Linked DNA regions of Homo sapiens: region 1 is linked to region 2. A link is an interaction called in ENCODE POLR2A ChIA-PET data of the cell type or tissue named here. Cell type or tissue: IMR-90. All regions are shown on one strand. Links, peaks and the distances in the headings refer to the core of each region. The heading gives the core; the rest is flanking DNA.

What was found. ChIA-PET counts read pairs that join two places held together with the same protein. Peaks named below come from ENCODE experiments on the same cell type or tissue, not always from the same donor. Only the 100,000 strongest peaks of a DNase experiment are listed, where the experiment ranks them.
Region 1: POLR2A ChIA-PET joins it to region 2 with 13 read pairs; 2 of 35 experiments call an interaction of 5 or more read pairs at or near these places.

Annotation. Positions count from the first base shown.
Region 1 is chr6:148,131,191-148,134,007 of GRCh38, forward strand. No RefSeq gene overlaps it. Among named protein-coding and RNA genes, the nearest start is that of SASH1, 210 kb to the right of the region's middle. In IMR-90, for the core only: no CTCF peak of the experiment used is centred there; no DNase peak of the experiment used is centred there.
Region 2 is chr6:148,524,343-148,527,159 of GRCh38, forward strand. It overlaps SASH1 (SAM and SH3 domain containing 1), which reads left to right. Exons shown (of 20, transcript NM_015278.5): 11 at 949-1,023. Among named protein-coding and RNA genes, the nearest start is that of SASH1, 180 kb to the left of the region's middle. In IMR-90, for the core only: no CTCF peak of the experiment used is centred there; DNase peaks (open chromatin) are centred at 429, 819 and 1,309; H3K4me3 peaks cover 1,136 bases; H3K27ac peaks cover 2,073 bases.

The DNA of each region.
Region 1 (2,817 bases), core at 264-2,763, 390 kb before region 2:
AATCTGAATTAAGGACTACTTTGCAACCTTTTTTTTTTTGAGATGGACTCTCTCTTTGTCGCCCAGGCTGGAGTGCAGTGGTGCGATCTTGGCTCACTGCAACCTCCGCCTCCCAGGTTCAAGCAATCCTTCTGCCTCAGCCTCCCGAGTAGCTGGGATTGCAGGCATGCGCCACCATGCCCAGATAATTTTTGTGTTTTTAGTAGAGATGGGGTTTCACCATGTTGGCCAGGCTGGTCTTGAACTCCTGACCTCAGGTGATCCACCAGCCTCAGCCTTCCAAAGTACTGGGATTACAGGCGTGACTCACCACGCCCAGCCCTGCAACTTTATGAAAAAAAAAAAAGGAAAAAATAAAACTGGCTATCTTAAATAAGGATTTTTAAATCCAAAATTTCCTTGAGGAAAACTCTGTCATTAAGTTTTTCAGAATAAAAATTATATTTACTTTACAAAAGAAGTATTTACCAAATTATGCAGACAGTATATCTATCTTTGGAACTCTGAATGTAAACATTTGAGGAATTCCACATGTCATTCCCTTGAAGGTTTGAGCTTAGCTAGTTGTGAGCTTTTTTTATTCTTTTGATGAATCTGGATATTTTCACCATGGAAAACACAGCTCCCTCTAAATCCTGTCTGTGGGAGAATAACTGGCCTGGACATGTTCATATCTTTAAGAGGACAACATTTAAAGAAACAAAAATCTGCTGCTCTAAATATGCTACATTCTTTTTTTTTTTTTTTTTGGAGACGGAGTTTTGCTCTTGTTGCCCAGGCTGGAGTGCAGTGGCGCGATCTCGGCTTACTGCAACTTCTGCCTCCTAGGTTCAAGCAATTCTCCTGCCTCAGCCTCCCGAGTAGCTGGAATTACAAACATGTGCCACCACGCCCAGCTAATTTTGTATTTTTAGTAGAGACAGGATTTCTCCATGTCGGCCAGGCTGGTCTTGAACTCCCGACCTCAGGTGATCCGCCCACCTCAGCCTCCCAAAGTGCTGGGATTACAGGTGTGAGCCACCACACCCTACATTTATTTTCATGCTGTTTCAGCTTCAGTATGAAATGCCTGGGCAGAAAACATTTTTGTTTCATTAATAACCTCTGGGTTTGTGGCTCTAATAAATAAATTTCTTGGATTTTTTCTCGTGTAGATTTCACTAGTTTTCAAGCAAGATAATTTTTGAAAAACAAAATATAGGTTTTTGCATAGCCCTACTATCTATCGCATGTGAAGGTGACAGCATTGTATTGATTGCCATTGACAAATTTGCTGTACAACATGTAAGTACCATAGACAAAGTTAGGACCGTAGGCAAATCTTACCAGGTGTGACAGGCACCTTGCTATCCACGGAAGTGGTGTCCCTCACCGAGGGCCTCTTCTTGTGCATCTCCTTTTCCCTTCAATATTTTTGTCCAGGGGACCTCTTGGTCACTCTCAAAAGGGGACCCTTTCCCAGCATTGCACAGTATTCGGAATACTAGTTTGAGCACAACTCTGGTTCAAATGGAAATCCTGTATCTTAGTCCATTAGGGCTACTATAACAGAAATACTATAGATTGGCCTGCATATAAACAACAGAAATTTATTTCTTACAATTCTAGAGACTGGGAAGTCCAAGGTCAGGCACCAACTGAATCAGTGTCTGGTGCAGCTTCCTGGTTCAGAGATGGCGCCTTCTTGTTGTATCCTCATATAGTGGAAGGGAGAGGACAATTCCTTGTCTCTTTTATAAGACACTAATCCCATGCATGAGCCCTTGTGACCCAATCACCTTTCAAAGGCCTCACCTCCAAATACTATCACATTGGGGATTAAATTTCAACATGAGTTTTTGGGGTACACACACATTCAGTCCATGGCTCCCTGCTACATATATTATACACATTATTCTGTCACCATATGCAGTGGAAATATGTACTAGGTGATTGAGTATGGGAGACCTGAGCTCTTAAAGAGCATTGGTAAGAATAGATTGCTGGCTTTGCTATTTCTCTACAAATAGCAGTCTTTACAACCTTCTTGGTTATCTGTGTCTAGAGAGGCAGAAAGTGGTCTTGACCCTCTTTAGAAGGATGGTTTCCCAGCATCAACCACTTATAATTGTAATGAGGCACTTAGTACCCCACCTGCAGTCTTAAATACTAAAGGTTTCCAGCTTCTTCCCTAGTAAACGTGAATCATTATTTACTTTGTGTGACTAAAACATCCCTAATTCATTTCCTGTTGTACTAAGCTTGTTACCTTTTAATAACTACATTCAAACCCTCTGTGAAAGATAACCTTTTCCCTTTTGAAGACATGTGTTGAATTTTTACGGTAGACTCCCCTTTCATTAAAAAATGATCTGGGCCAGGTGCAGTGGCTCATGCCTGTAATCCCAGCACTTTGGGAGGCCAAGGCAGGTGGATCACCTGAGGTCAGGAGTTCGAGACCAGCCTGGCCAACATAGTGAAACCCCGTCTCTACTAAAAATACAAAAATCAGCCAGGTGTGGTGGCAGGCACATGTAATCCCAGCCACCCGGGAGGCTGAGGCAGGAGAATTGCTCGACCATGGGAGGCGGAGGTTGCAGTGAGCCAAGATCATGCCACTGCACTCCAGCCTGAGTAACAGAGCAAGACTCCATAGGTCTGTCCCCACGCACAGCATCCCATGTTTGCAAGCTTGGCTTGGCCATTCATGTCCCGTTGCAGACCGCAGCACTGTCTCCAGAATCACATTGCTAGATGTGGCCATTGTGTCTTTAGTCAATGTTTAAGCAGAGATTAAACAAGAGCCCTATTTCTAGGGGCATTACAGGTTACTTTTAT
Region 2 (2,817 bases), core at 69-2,568:
ATTACTGATTTTTAAAAAAGATAATTAGCTGTAACATTAATGTGTGTTGTGGGGCACAGGGCGGTCACTCAGTGGCTTTTACTAGAAAAACAACAGTGAATTTGAATCAAGTTCTGCAAATACAGAAATCACTAAGATATAAGCAGTTCCGTGAAGTTTGCAACCACCTAAAAGGATAATAAAGTTTTCATTCTTTATAACATCAGCATTGTTCCTACTGAAATTAAAAAGTGTGGTCAAACACAGTCACTGAATCAACCGTTTTCTTTCTGGGCAAATGTGGCATCTTCATTCACTGAGAGAAAAGGGTCACCATGAATTAACTTGGGCAGTTCGATGGGAAAGTTACCAGCGTTTTTGGCTAGGATGGGGAAGCGGTGAGTGAGTAATTCTCTTGGCCTGATTGGACAACTGTAAACATAACCTTCTCCCCCCCTCTTCTCAGCGATTTAAAGCTAAACAAAATGAAAGTCTGTTTGAAAAGCTTGCTGTTGGTGTCAGAGCCGTGGGATTTCAAACCTGGGTTTTCAGGATGCCTGAGTACATGGATCCTCTAACACATATCCCTTCATTATCTCTACTGAATGTAGCTGATGTTAGGGGAAGTTCTGTGCTGGAGACAGGGAATCTCACAGCACTGGACTCATGGAGGGTTTTTCTTTTGTTTTTTAGGCTTTTTAAAAAAAATGGTTGGTTTTTGCATGTTAAGGGGATTCTAGACCTCTGGGGTAGGCAGAGTTCCAGTGGCCTGTGAAAGGGAAAAATGAGTGAAGTTTCCTTACGACATGACTCATGTGTTTTTTTCTCATCATTTCTCGTTTTCTACTTTCATCCTGTCCACGTATTTGTGATTCAGAGATGTCCTGCAAACGGGGACTGCTGGGTTGGTGCACTGCCGGCTGGCTTAAGCATAACTGAAGTTTTTCTGCCCTACCCTCTTTTCCACAGAGAACCTGCAGTTTTGGAGGATTTGACTTGACGAATCGCTCTCTGCACGTTGGCAGTAATAATTCTGACCCAATGGTGAGTAACATCAGAGGAAAGCAAAAAATATGGATTCAGGCGATGAGGTTGACAATAGTTCACCATTGAGTATCTTTGAGAATTGATACTGGGTACCGTTTTCCTTGGTAATCCTGAGTCACGTTTGGAAAAAAGCTCTATTTCACTTGCCTTACAGACTCCACTGTTCCACGTGGAATGAATGATGACCACTCTCACTGCCATCTCCTTCCTTGAGTAGCACAGTTCCTTTAATGCCTTTGCTTCCAGTTTTCTTCAAGTAACAAATCCAGATAAGTCTGGCCTCTGTGGTCTGAGTCATTTTGCACACGGCCTTTTCTTCTTGCTAGTTGCAAGCATGTAACTACTACACACACATAGTGCCATGAAGTGGAGCCCTGTGATTTGGTCCCCAAGAGTATGTGCTGGCATTTTGGAACACCAGTCTTATTATGGGCCCAGTACCTGGCCCCACATGGCCTATACTAAGCCTAGGATTTTGTGGTCTGGGGTGTCCTGGAATGAACCCAGTCTCTGTGGGACCAAAGCAGACCAGATCCCTCAGGGGTCTGGTGTCAGGCCCAGGTGTCTGCCCTCTCAGACCTGCTTTGGGGTCATAGTCTAGGGACAGGCCACCACAGTGGCACACAAGTTTTGTTTCCTGAAATTTGCTTTCTCAGACCCCAAGGGTGAAGGTGAGTCTTTTTTTTTTTTTTTTTTTTTTTTTTTTTTAAGATGGAGTCTCGCTCTGTAGCCCAGACTGGAGTGTAGTGGCACAATCTTGCCTCACTGCAACTTCTGCCTCCCAGATCCCAGTTAAGCAATTCTCCTGCCTCAGCCTCCCGACTGGCTAGGATTACAGGTGCACGCCACCATGCCCAGAGAATTTGTGTATTTTTAGTAGAGATGGGGTTTCTCCATGTTGGCCAGGCTGGTCTTGAACTCCTGACCTTGTGATCCGCCCATCTTGGCCTCCCAGAGTGCTGGGATTACAGGTGTGAGCCACGCGCCCGGCCTTTGGTGAGTCTTACATGTAGTTTAGCTTGTCCTTTGCATTGTGTCATAAAACTGTAAAATGAAGATTTCATGTTTCATATTTGTTATGATCATGGGTCAGCTAAAATACCCACCTGGGATATATATGAAATGTTTTGAAAATTTCCTGGAAGAGAATTAAACTATTTTATTTGGCTATCGAATTATATTGATTCTTAAGCCAATAGTTTTCTGCTGTCAATCTTTTTTAGAAATGAGAGAAAATATGATTTTTTTCTTTCTCAGGGAGAAGTTTGTTTTTTAAAAAAATGCAGACTAGAATGAGAGATGACCACAATCTAGCTCTTTAAGAGAGAGAAATTTACACACTGAGTGCTATGGTGATGGAAATCCAATCAGATGTTGCTCTTCTAACGACTGAGCTTTCACCATTTGTTCTAATCTCTTTCTCCAGGCAATTCGGTAGTATTATCCCTCTATTCTCCCCCATTGCTGGGATTACATGAACATTGGTTCATGTAAATCACTTTTTTTTTTTTTTTTTCCCTCTGAGAGGGAGTCTCACTCTGTCGCCCAGGCTGGAGTGCAGTGACGCGATCTCAGCTCACTGCAAGCTCCACCTCCCGGATTCACACCATTCTCCTGCCTCAGCTTCCTGAGTAGCTGGGACTACAGACGCCCACCACCACGCCCAGCTAATTTTTTGTATTTTTAGTAGAGACGGGGTTTCACCGTGTTAGTCAGGATGGTCTCGATCTCCTGACCTCGTGATCCACCTGCCTCAGCCTCCCAAAGGTAAATCACTCTTTACTGATGAAA